Regions from separate parts of the Mus musculus genome. Here region 2 is linked to region 1. A link is a loop called in an ENCODE intact Hi-C map of the cell type or tissue named here. Cell type or tissue: left cerebral cortex. All regions are shown on one strand.

The links. A loop is a pair of places that touch in the nucleus more often than their neighbours do. Peaks named below come from ENCODE experiments on the same cell type or tissue, not always from the same donor. Only the 100,000 strongest peaks of a DNase experiment are listed, where the experiment ranks them.
Region 2: it touches region 1 in a loop (2.7-fold over the local background); 4 of 42 quality-filtered maps call a loop at or near these places.

What each region holds. Positions count from the first base shown.
Region 1 is chr6:31,934,640-31,942,639 of GRCm38, forward strand. No RefSeq gene overlaps it. Among named protein-coding and RNA genes, the nearest start is that of Gm31894, 79 kb to the right of the region's middle. In left cerebral cortex, a CTCF peak has its summit at 3,739 (motif pointing right); DNase peaks (open chromatin) are centred at 2,321, 2,492, 2,776 and 3,740; H3K4me3 peaks cover 1,044 bases; H3K27ac peaks cover 232 bases.
Region 2 is chr6:32,156,190-32,164,189 of GRCm38, forward strand. Plxna4 (plexin A4) reads right to left here. Exons shown (of 32, transcript NM_175750.3): 28 at 7,211-7,401; 29 at 5,821-5,990; 30 at 1,643-1,855. Among named protein-coding and RNA genes, the nearest start is that of Gm13850, 48 kb to the left of the region's middle. In left cerebral cortex, no CTCF peak of the experiment used is centred here; DNase peaks (open chromatin) are centred at 3,281 and 4,470.

The DNA.
Region 1 (8,000 bases):
TTCAAAGTACATAGGTTATACTCAATGGGCTGAAAAGTCAGGACAATCCAAATAAGGGCCCTCTGTGTCGAGAGGAGTCAAGCTTAGAATGAAATTTCCAGAGAGGGGGGGACTGCAAGCTCCTTGGCGGGGACTGCAAGCTCCTTCTCCAAGGCGGGGACTGCAAGCTCCTCCTCCAAGATCATCACAGAGAGGCGGAGCCTGCAAGCTCTTCCTCCTATATCATCAAATTCATATCTATAAGAATAACCATAATCATCATCATCATAATTATAATAATAAAAATAAAAGGAAATTAGCAAGTGTTGGTCCCGACGTGAGGAAACTGGAGCCCCACATGGCTGGTGACAGTGTAAATGGTGTGACGTCATTGGGAAACACTTTGGCAGCTCCTCAGAAACACACGCGGAGATAGCACCTGCCCAGTGCTTCCATTCCTAAGTTTACAGTCAGAAAACCTGAAAGCAGAGACTCGAACGGAATTTCTCCTACACCTGTGTCTACGGCAGCATTCATTATTCACCATAGCTAGAAGCCTGGAATCATCTAGGCGCTCACTGGTGCATGAATGGAGAAGTGTGGTTTACAGTGGGATCTTAATTGGCTATGTGACTATCAGTGAAAATTTGGTACGGCAAAGTGATATGTGGTACAACATGGATGGATCTTGGAAGCATTGCACTAGGTGAAATGAGTCAGGCATGAGATGGTGAATTGACTCGGAGTTTACCCAGGTGAGGGTCCTAGGGAAGTCAAACCCACAGAGGGAGGATGCAGAGTTTGGATGATGGGGGAGCGCAGAAGAGGGAATGGGGACTGACAGTTTGCAGTGTTTAGCTGTGTTATAGATGACGGAAATCTTTGGGTATAGATAGTGATGGCGCTTGTGTACCACCAGAGTTGTACTTAGTGCTGCCATATTGCACAAGAGTGGCTTGGCTAAGGTAATTACCATTACACTGTATATAAATTGCCATAATTATATAAGAATGAGGGACTGGTGAAGTGGCTCAGCAGGTGATGCTGCCAAGCCTGACTGCCCGAGTTTGAATACCAGACCCATATGGGTCAAAAGAGAGAAATGATTTTTCTAAGTTGTTCTCTGGCCTCCACACAAGCACCAGGGTACAGTTGTGCATGGACTTGTGCATGCACAAAAGTGTGTGTATGTGTGTGTGCACACACACAAATAAGTAAATTCGATGAGTATGGGTTGGGAAGAATCCTGGTGATGTGATAGGACACGGGAGGGACAGAAGTGAAGTGGCCACCAGCACACCTAGGCTGAAAGGCACAGCCTGGCTAGAGGAGACTGTGTGTAAACGGGGGAGGGGAGGTATCACACACCACCACACAGCCATAAGGGTGTCAGCTGGCAGTGTATAGAGAAGATCAGAGGCACTCATCCCTACATGGGGTGTCTCCATCAAGTCCCCCCCCCCAGGGAACCCCGAGGAAGAGGAAGCAGAGAGGGGGTAAGAGCCAGAGGGGACAGAGGAGGCCAAGAAAACAAGCCCCTTTAAATCAACATGATCAAAGCTCATATGAACTCCCAGGGTGTGGATGGGGACCCACGGACAGGAACAACCAGACCACATAACGACTTGGCGGGGTGGGGTGGTGGTGGTGGTGGTGGTGTGTGGGGCGGGGAGGTTTAACGCCACATAAGGCAGAAGTAGCCTTGAGTGCGTGGTAACATGATCTTGACATATTGATCCCTCCTACCGTATTTTCATCTCCTCTCACCTTCTAAATTCCATCCAGAACACTAAAAGTCCCCCAGCCCTCCCTGCACCCACATTGGACCTTGGGGGAGCGACTGGTTTTGCATCTTCTTCTGTGTGTGATAGCAGGGGTAGAAACCTGCAGCTGCTCTCCTGAACACCTTGAAGTCATCGACCTGATCTGAGGGGCAGAGGGGGCTGGATAGGGGGCAGATGGTGGCTTCAGGACAGGGTTCAGGAGCGTGGGGGTGGAGTTATGCCGAAGTCTTCGCTCCTGGGTCCACACCTTGCCTCTGCCCTCTCCCCTTATTTTCTCTCTCTAGCCCACCCTGTCTTACCACCCTCCTCTCCCCGTAGCGCTCCCACACACCAGAAGCCCTGGGCCACAGCTTCTGAGGTAGGTGGCCGGCCAAATTCAAAGCCCTGAGCCTGGTTGTCTCAGCTGAGGCAGAGGAAGTCTCTACCATTTGATCTTTATGTTGCTGCTCAGGCGTCTCAGCGGTTACAAATAGCCCAGCCCTCTGCGTGCTGACGGCAGCAATGGGACATTACAGTAATGTACCCATTCAAACAGAGTGGATGCCAAGATTGCTACAGCAGCTTTTAGCCACGGAACATTTAGCCTTCAGTAATAGCATTCTGGGTCCCTCTGGAAGCTTCCTCGCAGATGCACCTGGGATATCCCCGCCCCACCACAGCTCTGGGACCGAAGAAGGGACAAAGAAGAGTTCTCATTTCTGTTGAGGAAACACATTCAAATAAGGGAGCCTCATGCAGAAAATAGGAAAGGGATCGCTGACGAATGCCATGATCATATGATAATGTACGCGCATCCTCCACACCGATCACGGGCGAGGTCTCCTTAACGGCTGTGTTGTCACTGAGACCAGGAGACAGAGCAGCTGTCGGGAGACACACATGGTAGCGCTCTGCCTTACAGCACTACACCCCCAAGCCCATGACCTTGACCTTTTAGACAAGGAAAGTCATTTCAGGGCTGGCCTCGGGAAATGCTAGACTCAGAGGAAGCTGGCCTGTCCTTGGCCTCCCAGGCTCCAATCTCAAGGCTCCTATGCTGTTCTGGGATCTCTACTCTGTGCCCTCCTGTCTTCCTGAGCACCAGTCCTCAGGAGCCCGCAGAATTTACACAGCAGGCCTTGCCTACTAATAGGAGCTCAGTAAATCGCCAAGGCTGCAATAGAATTACCAGAGGCCTTGCTCTGTGGTCACCCATGTGGAGAAATGGAGCAAGACAGTGTCCTATCTCTGTAACCCCTTTACCTCACTACTGCTCACAAAACAGGGAAGAAAACTGATAAGGGTCGGGGGCCTGAATCGGATCTCTCCACCCTGGCTTGCCAAAACTGCACCATCTGTTACCTAAGGGAATTCCCTAGGACTCAGAAGACCCATTCTACAGATGAGGAGAGCGAGGCACAGAAAGGTCCAACACGAGTAGGAAGTGACAGCCATGGAGCTGTATCCCAGCGTTCTAGTCCTTCATCCTATCTACTGTAGCTTTGATCTGTGCTCAAAGTTGCCAAGGTGAATATTTATAAACTCTCAGAACTCAAGAGGTTGTGGAGTAAGTAGGCTCCCCCTACCCCCAAATCACTACACAGCTTGCTTTGAAATCAAACTAGAAAATACCTGGGGAGCACAAAGCGGGTAAATGGGGAATGGGCAGGACCTTGAACTTTGCTCGAAGGTCCACATAGAAGAACTCAGGCAGCTTTTCTCCTCCCAGATTCCACTTTGGGTCTCACTTTTATTGGTCTTTTCTTTAGTTATGTGTTGTTGTTGTTGTTGTTGTTGTTGTTGTTGTTGTTGTTGTTGTTGTTGTTGTTGTTGTTGTTGGTGGTGGTGGTGGTGGTGGTGGTGGTGGTGGTGGTGGTGGTGGCTGCAACCCTCTTGATTTGGTGAGACTTAGCTGCTGCGTTCATGCGGTTTAGTCCGAATCCGTAATTCATCATGCGAACAGCAGAGGGCGCTCGTGTCCTTGGAGAACGAATTGGGTTTCCCACCGCCCCGTTCTCATTCATCCGCGAGGTCTTTACTTCTTTGCTACTGGTGCAGGCTAGGGTGGAGCAATGCTTAAGAGAGAGGGCTTCCGAGCCTGCCAGCTGCAGATCCTGGCACATCTGTGTGTGTGCCTTCCTCATCTGTTCTGCCTTTAAGGAAGCAGAGTGGCTTGGGGAAGAAAACGGAGAAGAGGGGGCGGGGCTTCAGAGCGTACTGACCACATCGGTGAGTCGCTCAGGATTAGCATTTCATCTGAGCACAGGTCAGACTGTTCCCAGAGGAGCAGAGAAGCATCAATTCCTAATAGGGTGGGAGTGGGGTGGAGGGGCAGGGTTTATAAACTTGGCGATCTCTCCATGTTTCTTTGGGCAGGTCACCAAGCCCTTGTGTGTCAAGTTTCTGAATATGAAGCGGAGATTATTTAAAAATTGATCATCTCTAAAGTCCCTTCCAGGGCTCAAGCCTGGGTTTGTACCTTTCTCTCAGTTCTTTCGTAGAGCATACTGGCCTCAGCCCTCTGGCATGCCAGAGCCATGTCTGGGGGACTCAGGGGACTAGGTTGACTGACAGGCAGACCGTCCCATTCCAATCCCTGCTGCTGCCTTCTTTCTGCTCCTTGAGGAGGAAGGCTACCTGGTCACCATGTCCTTGAGACAGTTAGTGTGAGCATCACCTGCAGATGCTGCGACCATCTCCTTGAACAGCCATGCTCATCAGCAACACTACACCGCAGCTCTGACCTGAGTGGGAGGAAGGTTTCCTGCACTGAAGACAAGGTGGTGTGATAGGATGGGGGAAACCAAGCTGTGGTCTTGGCTCTGCAAGGACCTCTCTGGGCACATAGGAGAAAAAATCCTTTGTGTCTTTGAGCCTCAGTATGCCCATCCACAGAATGGGTGGCTGGCATTGGTTTCTAGGCCTTTCTGCTTTAAGGACTGCAGCTCTGAATTCTTGTCAAGCATACTTCTCTATCTGACTCTGTGGAGAAGCAGGAGGAAGGGGACTATTTCTGGAAGATACCAGAGAGGGAAGAGAGAAAAGGAAGATAAGGGGAACCCTTAGAAACATGTACCTCCCTGTCTTAGTCAGGGTTTCTATTCCTGCACAAACATCATGACCAAGAAGCAAGTTGGGGAGGAAAGGATTTATTCAGCTTACACTTCCACATTGCTGTTCATCACCAAGGAAGTCAGGACTGGAACTCAAGCAGGTCAGGAAGCAGGAGCTGATGCCGAGGCCATGGAGGGATATTCCTTACTGGCTTGCTTCCCCTGGCTTGCTCAGCCTGCTCTCTTATAGAACTCAAGACTACCAGCCCAGGGATGGTCCCACCCACAAGGGGACTGCCCCACTTGATCACTAATTGAGAAAATGCCTTACAGCTGAATCTCACGAAGACATTTCCTCAAGGGAGGCTCCTTTCTCTGTGATAACTCCAGCTGTGTCAAGTTGACACACAAACCAGCCAGTACACTTCCCGACCTGCAGGGGGTCTTGGTGAGTTAGGGGCATTTTGGCAGCCCTCTGGTCCCCTGTCTGTTCATGTAGACAGACCATAGATATTTGAGACACCCAGAGACTGGGTGTCTCAATAGGGCACAAGAGGAGGCACAGCTGTATGCGTGTGTACCTGTGATGCAAGATATACTTGTAATAAAATGCAAGCACACTTTGCACAGGTGAGCATCGTCAGTAAACACCGGCCCAGCATCCTTCTCCTCCCCACTCCCTCAACAGACCCACACATAAACTCAAGCACCCCTCCAACTATCACATTGATCCCTAAGGCAAAGAACCATTTACTTGAGGAAGCATGTCTTACAAGATATTAATAAAAGATGTGCCACATTTTAACTTTAAAAAAAAAAAAAAAAAAAAAAAAAAAAAAAAAAACCTCTGGAGCACAGAGAGGAGGATGGCGGGAGACAGAAAAGTCAGGCCTAACTGAAAAGTACTTCCCACACCCAAGCCTTCTTGTAAGCACTAGACTTTAGGACACATCAACCAGATTTTCCAATTCATTGAAAGCACTTGCCAGCTGCTGCCGAGAAACTCCATTGATTGTGTACCGAGCTTGCTCTGACAGGCCCCCAGGAAGGAGGTCCCTGTGAGAGCTCACCATGAACACCAAGCTGGAGTACAGGGCAGTGGGTGAGATCTGGGGATTTTGCCTGGGAGGTGGGGGAACCCAGGCTGAGGCATTATGAGGGAGGGACGGAAGGTCATGATCATTCCCATCCTGAACGAGCATCCTTGGAACTGGATAATGCGACTTTTCTTCCACTGTATCACTCCTGGCTCAGACACACTTATATGAAGAGGCCTTGGGACCTGATATTTCTCATGGTGGCTTTTGGGAGCTAGAGCCTCCTGGACGTGCTCAACCTACTCTTGTTCTGCTAGTTTGAGGATTGGGGTATCATTCTTCAAGGCCCTTCTGTTTCCATACCACCTCTGTGGGACTGCCATTGTCCCCTGTCTTTCTTCTTCCCACTACCACAGTGCTGGGCCTCTGGAGCTACGAGCTGTGCCTCTCCTATTGTCCCCTCCTGTCCTTTCCTCTGTCCTCCTGTACCTCAGACAAAGGCTTCTAGAGTGAAGAGGAGACGCCATGTGAGCACAGTCACCTGAATAGGTGGATTTGGCAGGTGTTAGGTAGAACTCCACCAAGTCCCCGTGACCAGATCAGCTGCAGAGATCAGAAGAGAGGAGAGGATTCACAGAAGGGTTGATGCCATTTCTGGCTGGGCAGCAGAACCTGGTTGGCCTCAGGGTCAAACTCTGAGCCTTGAGACTGGTTCTCATGGTTCTTTCCTGTGACCTGGGTTCACTCATGGCCTGTGGTCAAAACTGAGAGCCATCCCTCCAATCTTTCCTAGAGACAACAGGGACCGAAGAGTTTCTGCCCTACCACTGAAGACCTTTGCCTCCAACCCCCAAACCAGACCTAAGTGTGCAGTAGCCAAGAGCCAACATCTGGAAAAACTCTTCTCCTAGCTGTCTTGGTCTTCGACTAGGAATGGGTGTCAGGGCTTCTCCAGCTCCTGCCCACAGTTCCAGGGGACTTGGGTTCGAGGTAAGCCAGGTGGAGTGGAGGCCCATGGGTCTTTGCGGAGACAGCCCACCACTGTCACCGCTCTTCCCTGATGGTTTATGAGCTCTCCTTGCCACCCAGCAACTTTCCTGCTGGGGCACCACCAGATGGGAGGCAGATGACCAATGGTACCACAGCTGCTCTATGGAAGGGACTTGGCCCAAAGCCTCCCTGAGAGTCAGAGGAGCTGAGTATACCCGTGTAATCCTTCCAGGTACCCCACAAGTGACTGATGGCAGGCTGCTGGCTCTGGCAGGCCTGAAGTGAGAGAATTGTTATTGATGTTTACACAGTACCCACGCACTCTATGAAAATGCTTTGAAATATTTTAATAAATGACTATGGAGGATAGCATCCATAAAACACCACGGATTTGGGGCCGGGGAGTTGGCTCAGTGGTAAAATGCTTGTTGTGTAAGCTGGGGACCTGAGTTTGGATTTCAAAGCCCTCCCCATTCCCCAGGTATAGAAGCTAGGCAGGGCAACATGTGTCTGCAACTCCCCCACTGGAGTGTGGGGAGCCAGCAGGAGGATCCCTGGTGTTTATCTGCGAGCCTTCCCCCCCCCCAGCCCCCCAGGTAGCCGAATCAGTGAGCTCCAGGGTCAGTGAAAGACCCTGTTTCAAAAAATAAGGTGGAGGATGATGGACAGGCATGCAGGCAGGCAGAATAGGTTTTGACCATCATGAGCAATACAGGGAAGTTACCAAAGACTGGAAGAGATAGGAGGCTTAGCCATCCAGATTTCCCAGAGCACTGCTCTGCTGTAAAGTTCCTGGTTGCAGTAAGATGGGGTCTTCCGTAGGTTTTATACAATCTGCACTAAGTTACCCCACTGCCTGCATTGTTTGCGGGGTAGGGGTGGAGGAAGCTCCCATCAAATGTGGTCATTTGTGAAGGAGGCTGACTGAGCTTAGCACAGCCCTTCATCCACTGGGACCATGCCACCAGAAAGCAATCAGGCTTCCTGGAAATGCCTCAACTGCGAAGTACTTGGCCCTGCCCCTGGGGGAACGGTATTCCAAGACTGTACAAGCCTTGCTTGTATTTGCTGAGACCCTTGTTATTCTTTATGACTCTAAAAGCAGTTACTTACAGCAGTAACACTTTAAGTTAGCCATAAAGGAGAACTTCCAGCTATCAATATTTATAAGGGAGAAT
Region 2 (8,000 bases), 220 kb after region 1:
TCAGGGAAAGGTCCTGGATTCTTCCATGCTCATGAATCTGAGTGGGATGGGTTGAAAGAAGCTGGAAGGGATCTTCAGTGGAGTGTTATGGTAAGAGGATGGAAATACAGACAGGAATGTCATTTTGATCCTCATGCTGTGATGACCCTCCTCCCTGAATGTGGCTTTCAGAGGCCTCTGGAAATGGATGAGTGATGTCCCCCAGACCTGCAGGAATGAAGGCCTTACTCCTTGATCCCTCCAACTCCAGTTTGTGGGTCTTGGTAGATACTAAGATGTGAGAACTGCAAGAAGGGGTCAGGGCCATTGTTTCCCATGTGCCTGATACACTCCGAGTGGAGCACACAGACGCATCCATGTCAGCTTAGTGGGTGTGTGCATGAGACACCAGCTGCCCAGCCTCCCCTCGGAGCTGCTTCCAGGGCCAGCTTTACTTTCACCTATATCTAAAGCCAGAGATCTTGATGACCACTGGTAGATACATGGCACAGAGCCCATGTGGGTTCTTTAGAAGGTGTATTTAAATGCTTACAATGCATCACCTTCTTTGTGCTAAACTGCATGTCATAGATGGCATTCAGTACACGGCACACCCTGCTGTGGTCCCTGGTGGACCACCAACGGCTCATCTCTGCTCAGCTCCTACAGACAAAGTCTGCACATGGTAAATGAGGGAGACTCATGTTACTAGGGACAGGGTCAAAATCGGAGGAAATGGGGGTAGGGTTGGGAAGGGGGCAGGGGGTAATGCAGTACATATAAGCAGAGCATGATCTTCATGTAGAAAATGTCATAATGAATAATGGTATAAATGAACATAAAAATAGTCTTTAAAAAAGCAATAACAGCAAAATAACAAAGAAAAGCCAAACCAGATAAAGTAGAGTCCACTGCTACTAGTAACAGTAGAAATGACAGCCTATCACATGCCAGCTTCAGGAGAAAACAATCAGGTTCTCTCAGTAGGGTCAGTACAGCAGTCAATGGTTCTGAGGACAGCAAGAGGCTCTCTTCCCAAACTTAAGCACAAAATCCAATGGGGACAGTAAAGCTTGGGAGCATTCAGGGGGTCACCGCCAACTCCGTGACAAGGTGTGTAGAGACAGAAGTGGAATGGGGGCTGGAATGGTAGGTGGATCAATGGGAAGATGTATGTTATGCATGCATGCATGCATGCATGCATGCATGTGTACTGTGTGTATGGTATAGATGTGAATGGACATGGATGACCTGCAGATGTGTGTATGTATATATTGTGGTTTCATGTATATACAGTGTATGTTCATGGTACCTGTGCACACATGGAACACTGAATGCATGTGTAGATGATCTATGTATATGTTACATATGATCGGCATGTGTGCACATGTAGTAGATATATGTATGAGGCAGGGGAATCAGGGACCACATCTTCTGGGCCTAAAGAATACTACAGTCACAAAGATCCATATAGGGAGACAGGCCACTTGGTAACCTCTGCTATGATTCCCAGTGCTTGCTTCAGTGTGGAGGCTATGAGTTGTGGGTGTTGCAGATGCAGGAACAGTGGTGACAATGACTAGTGTGGAAGCCGCAGCCTGCTTGCAGGGGAGGACTTTCTGTTCCAGACAGACACCCTCAGGTTTCCATGGGCCATACTCACCTCTCTACCCAGTTCTTGTAGCTGGGGATGTCCTTGGCATAGAGCAGCTTGTTGGAGGGGGAATCCTTGCCCAGTCGGTGCTCCGAAGTGGAGCAGGAGTCCATGAAGGTCTGGGCCACCACAGAGAGACAGGCATCCGTGATGCTGTTCTTATGGATGTCAAACACAAACTGAGGGTTCTTGATCATATTCACCCAAAACCGTAGGGGCAGGCTGTATAGAGGGAAAGAAGCAGCTTTCGTCAGGAGTGGTTGGGTAGTGGGGTAGAGCCTAGTGTAGAATTCTGAGAGAGAACAATGGACACATTTCACAGAGCTTAGAAACCATCTGTGACTGCTGTGGGAAGTAAAGTGTACGGGCAGGGGAGTGGGCCTATTCAGCATACAGGAAATCAGCAAGATTGGAGTGAGATGGGGTTCACCTAGAGATGTACCACTGGGGAAACCTGAGAGGATGTGCTGCCCAGTTGTGATGTGGGACTCCGTACTTTCATTTTGGCGTAGGAGTCAGTCACGAACATGCTACAGAGCAGAATCTAGGTCTGTATTCCAATCTGCCTGTTGCTGGGACCATCCCATTGGTGAGTATAGATTTTGCATCTGACAGCTTACTGTATGATTTGGCAGAAGTCACACCCTTTGCTTCCTGTCCAGTGCTACAGGCTACTTCCTGCTTGGTGAAGGAACTGTCATGAAGGGTGGGTATGACCAAGTGATCTTTAACCACCAGGCTGCCATGTGGCACCAACCTCTTATCTAACCCATAGCATCCCATTCCTTCCCTCCTGTCTTCTGTGAGCTTGGTTAGCAACAGGAAATACAAGGGTAGGGACACATCCTTTGTGGTCAGGAACCCTGCATTCTAAAGCAGCCAAATGCACACAAACACCGCTTCCCATTGAGAGCAAAGAACACTGGACTGAGCTAGGTAACAAATCTACCCAGAGAACAGCCCCTGCAGAGCCTTCTCTGATTGGACACTTGATGAGTTTGCTCTTCCTTGCTGTCATTCTATACCTATGTGTACATATGGAGGCTGGGGTCACCCTCTCCTTTCATTACTCTGGAGCCATCTACCCCAAAATTTTTAGATTGTTCTTTTGAAACAAGGTCTTTCACTGGCCTGGAGCTCACTGGTTGGACTAAGCTGGCTGGCCAGACAGCTTTGGAGACCCTTTTGCCTCGGTCTCTCTAGTGCCACCTCACCAGTGTACACCACCATGACCAGCTTCTTCTATAGGTCCTGGGGACTGAACTCATGTCCTATGCATGGGTGGCAAGCACTCTACCACCTGAACCATCTCCCACTTCCCTATTCCCCCTGTTTTGAGACAGGATTTCATGTAGCCCAGGCTGCAGCTGAGGATCCTCTGCCTCGGCTTCCCACGCACTGGGGTTCATGTGTGTACCACAACACATAGTTGATAATGGTTTGGGGGATCAAACCTAGGGCTCAAACATCCCAAGGTCCATGACTGATTTATTTTAAAACACTGCATAGCTGTACTCCTTAGGGGGGTACACATAGAGAGACAAAGAGAAAAATCAAACTATGGCCTGATTCTGTAGTCACTGCACTAGACAGAAGGCCTGAAGGTGGAGGGGGCGCCCAGAGCACACCTTTTGGGGCTGTGTTCTTTCTGCTCGCCCAGCTCTGCAGCTCCCACAGCCTGCTGAGCTGCCGCTAAGGAGGGGGACCGTGAAGGCCCGGCTTTCTTCTTTCTCTCTGCTCCCACCTCTTTGCCTCCTGCCTCTTCCCCTGATGTTTTATTGTTGTGTTGGTGGCTGTGCTCACGGCTGGTGATAGTTACAATGCCCGCGTGTGTTTGGCTCGCCTCTTAGAACTTAACATCTTTGAATTACATTATTTCAAGGCACCAGATAACAATATTTTTTGCTCTTGTTCTATCTGCCAGCAGCCCATCTGTATAAAACAAACAACAAACACCATAAATACAGGAAAACCTGACATCCGCGGCTGCCAATCAATCAACAAGCATTTATTAAGTCTCTACAATAAGTGCCCCACAGGGTTGGGGCAGGTACACTGAGGTTTGCTAATATTTGGTGTTTGTCATTTGCAGGGAATTTACTGGGAAGCCAGGGCAGGGAATAAACGGAGTCACAGCACAGGGGCTCACAGTAACTTTCTAACCTTCCTAAAAGGTGGTCATGGTTTCTGGGCTTGGAGCTCTGAGTAAGACACTTGGTTTCCTTTGGTTTCCCCTTGTCCCAGCCAGATGAGAGGTGCTGGGAACCCACAGGGTGGCAGTAACTGTTTTTCCCTGTCCCTTCAGCCAGCAGTGAGGCAGGTGCACCACACAGGAAGCAGAGGCACCACTGAAATTCCTGCCTAATGAAATATTAGCATGTTATTAACATCAGTGGTGATGCTCATCTCCGGCTGATTACAGCCACTCGGCTAAATGGGAAGGAGTGTTATTTAACAGAGAACCTGTGGAGAAACGGGGGAAGAAGGGGTGGGAGGGGCAGGCAAGTCGCACCTTGAGGTGAGAATGAAAAGACAATGCCCTCAGCAGGGATGGTGAACTCTAAACAGATAGAGCTGATTATTTTTAACTGTTTATGGTCCATGGTACCAGGGGATCAGGGCAGGGACAGGTGATGATGCCTTTCTAAGGAAGGACTTGAAGCTGGTGTCATTCTTCCTACAGTAAGTGAAGCGTGCTTACTTCCTGGGCTTTCCAGTTCCTAGTCCATGTCTCTAGGCAGCATCTGCAACCTGGGGATGACTCAGAAAGGAGGCAGTGACTGAGGGTGATGGTTTGCAAAGTCATGTCTCCCTGGCTAACACCAGTAGGAGGGCTCAGTGGAGCATCTGTCCCATATGAAGGTGGCCAGCACTAGGTAAAGACTCATCAGAGCGATGTAGACTCAGAGGGGAAGTGGGTGCTGCCCCTCAGACACCTCCCAAGAGTCACACAAACAGGATTTAGAGAGGAGGAATCTATTGCATCAGAGTAGGTACATAGAATGGAACCCAAGTTCTAGGGGCCCTGCTTTAGGATGGCTAAGGACTCTGCTTCATGGCCTAAGCCTCTTTGGGGGCTGGTGATCCTCTGAAGTAGAAGAGGGAAAGGACACAGAATTTCTAGGAGAATAGCACTGACACCCCAAGCTGCCTTCTGCCTTCTTAGTTTTTGAATCTGAGCCCCTGGGGTTGGCATTAGGGTGCCTGCTTGTGCCTTAGAGCCTGGCAGACTGCTATCCTAGTAGTTGCAACACTGGGCACTATGCTGCTTCAGAAGAAACAGCTGGGGAAGAGTGGCCCAGAAAGGGGCCATCTAAAGGCCACAGAGATTCCGGTCTAGAGGATGAACATCAGCTAGCTCTGCTGCAGGTAGCACGCTCAAGCAGGCCATCGCTGCTGCCCGTGCCTCATCAATATTTACTGAGCCCCATTTCCTCAAGGTTCTGCATCCTGTCTTGAATACTGATGTTTGGCCTTGTGACTTCAACCTCAAACGAAATACTCACTCCATACAAATGGTGGCGGGGATGTTGTGCATTCAAAGGAGAGTGGGGCCCATCGTAGAGATGCTTGGAATTGTTGTCAGTAGTTAGAAAACCCTGTGTCCTCCAGGGAACACAAAGTAGCTCTGGGCAGTTTTGGGAAAGGAGTTTGGGAAGGAAAAGATAAGCTTGTTGGGTGGGGTTGAAATGTTTTTTGTTCAGCCAGACGCCTTCCACTTACGCCTGAAAACCCTACTGATGCTATCCAACACATGCATTCTCCATGCTAGTATTTGTCCATGTATACAGACAACTGCCTCTCTTGTCCCACATCCTCACCCACCAGCTTCCCCCAGGGCAGGGACCATAAGCAGTTTAAGATCCTCAGTATTGGACATATTGCCCCATATCCAGGAAGGAGCTGGATGCCACAGTGCCTGGCTGTGGTGGTATTTATGAGCTTTTGCTCATTGAATTAGCATAGTTTGTCGACTGAATAACTGGCTGGAAAGAAAGATACAAAGATTAGAGGAGAGGGAATTGAGACAATGGGGAAGGTCAGAGCCTGGGGTTGAGTAGAGACTCTGCTAGGAGGTAGACAGAAGCCAGCTCACCTCTGGAAAGCCTGCCTCCCTGAAGCAGGCCTGGGTGGGCAGGTCACTGGCCTCTGCAGATGTGTGCCCTCCCCCCGCCCCTTTTGCTTACCAGTTGCTCTTCCAGGTGTGGCGGACGTGCGGGTCATGGATGCCGTGCTTATCAGCCTGCTCATCGAGGAAGTCAAACATGTACTTGATGGCTAGCGGCAGAGCGGAGCCACGGTGGGCCGTACTGAAGATGGTCTCGAATAGGTCATCCACAAACTTCTGCAGTGTGCCCTGGAGAAGGAGACATTCAGATGCAGCCCAGCCTAGGCAGATCTAAGCTGGGGGTGGGAGGGTGGGTTGAAAAGCTATCTCAGGGACAGGCCAATCGAGGTCAGTGCTCTGCATCTCTGATGAACATGACATTGGGGAGTGCGGGGACACTGTGCATCAACTCTCCCCTTTCACGATTCCTTGGCAGGTCTACCTTTCCTCTGTGCACAGACCATAGACAGAAGACACAGGACAAGGGCCAAAACTACCTTCCCAAGGGCCAGCCATAGGGTTTGGTTTCATATCTCTGCCAGTGCTATTATATCATGTTCCTAAAATGTTAATGAGCATGCCTTGGTCAGAGCTGACAAATACAATCTGCTGGTTCTGTTTGGCCACTAACCACCCTGGCTAATGACGATCTGGGCTCCACAGAGAAAGAAGAGAACCCAGACTTGAAGGGAAAGGCTAGACCACAGGCATGGATTAGCCCCAGTATCAGGATTAGAAATAGCATTGCCAAAGCTACAGACATAGCCCCAGGTTCCAGCCTTAATGATGGCACCCCTGAGAAAAAGTGGTTCTTCCCTAAGGAAAGGTGGGGAGTGGGGAGAGACGTGGGGGTGTCTGTAGCTGAGACAGGGTGCTGAGGAAGGTGGGAAGAGAACTTGAGATTGTGTGCTAACTCAGGTCTGCTGGGATATCCCCGGACTGACAGGTTGACTGGGATCCTGCAGCTCACTCCTGAGGCTCCCCTGGGATCACGACAGACAGTGCCTGGTGTGGGAGGTCAACAAAAGGGCCTGGTGCACACTTAACCCCTGTCTAGCAGTTCTGTGTCTGTTTGGTGTGTAGGAATGTATGGATGTACGTGTATGTGCACGTGTGTGCACATGCAGAAACCGGAGGGCAACCTCCAGTGTCTTCCTCCATCTCTCTCCACAGTTTTTTGAGACAGGATTTTTATAGAACCCGGAGCTTGATATTTGGCTAAACTGGCTGGCCAGCAAACGCCAGGCAGTCTCCCTTCTCTGTCTCTCCAACGCAAGCAAGGCACTGTTCACTGCTCATGATCTTTTCAATGAGGACTTGAGGCTATCCAACTTGGGTTCTCACACTTTCATCGGAAGCTCTTTACCAAACTGAGCCATCTCCTCAGCCTTCAGCTCCAGTATTCACACAGCAGATGAAGGCCTTTCCTGTGCCCACACGTTCCCTGCAACCTCTCTCCTGTCACATACCTTTGTGGCCAATAGTCGTGTCAGATAGATCTCAGACACCATCTTGCTCCCCCGGTCCCCCTCCTTCTGGTCTCCATGTTCATGGTTCTTCACCAGATGCCAAAGCTTGACCCCGCTTTCCAGGTCAGGGGTGATCATGGGTGTCCGGGAACGGAGGCTGTCAGGGCTGCCTGTGTACCGGATCATGTTCTCTGCCAAAGTAAAGAGCGCAGAGCTCAGGAAGAGTGAGTCTCTACAGGCCTATACCCAACAGCTCACAGCACACTCCTCTCGCAAGCCAAGGCCACTATTATTTGACCCTTCACGCCAATGGCTGGCGCTGCCACTTTGCCTCCATGTGGCACATTCCCTGCAAGGCTTCTGTCTTTCCTACCACCTCCAGGAATTAACTGTAGCGAGTTCTACCCACTCATGCTGCCCCGACTCCTGTACTTGGCATTGAGTCAACCCTTAATTATTCAATTTGTAGAACGATAATCTCGTGCTTCTTGTACACTTTTCCTTGAGCGTGCTCTCAAGTCCTGTCGCGCGTGTGGCCAATTAACTGCACATGTAAAAGCAGGTAGCCTGTGTTCCTTAATGAGCCTTGGCTAGGGCAGCTGTTCATCTCCAGCCCACTCTGGCCTGGACCAATTCTTTTCTCTTACTTTATGAATCCCTTCCTCTAGTTTGAGTTATGGCAAAATGGGACCAGACAGGCAAAGGATGAGGTCCTATCACACCCATTGTCACCTATATGCTCACCTCATTATCATCCAAAATGATTGGTGATATTTGTCTTTTATCCCCT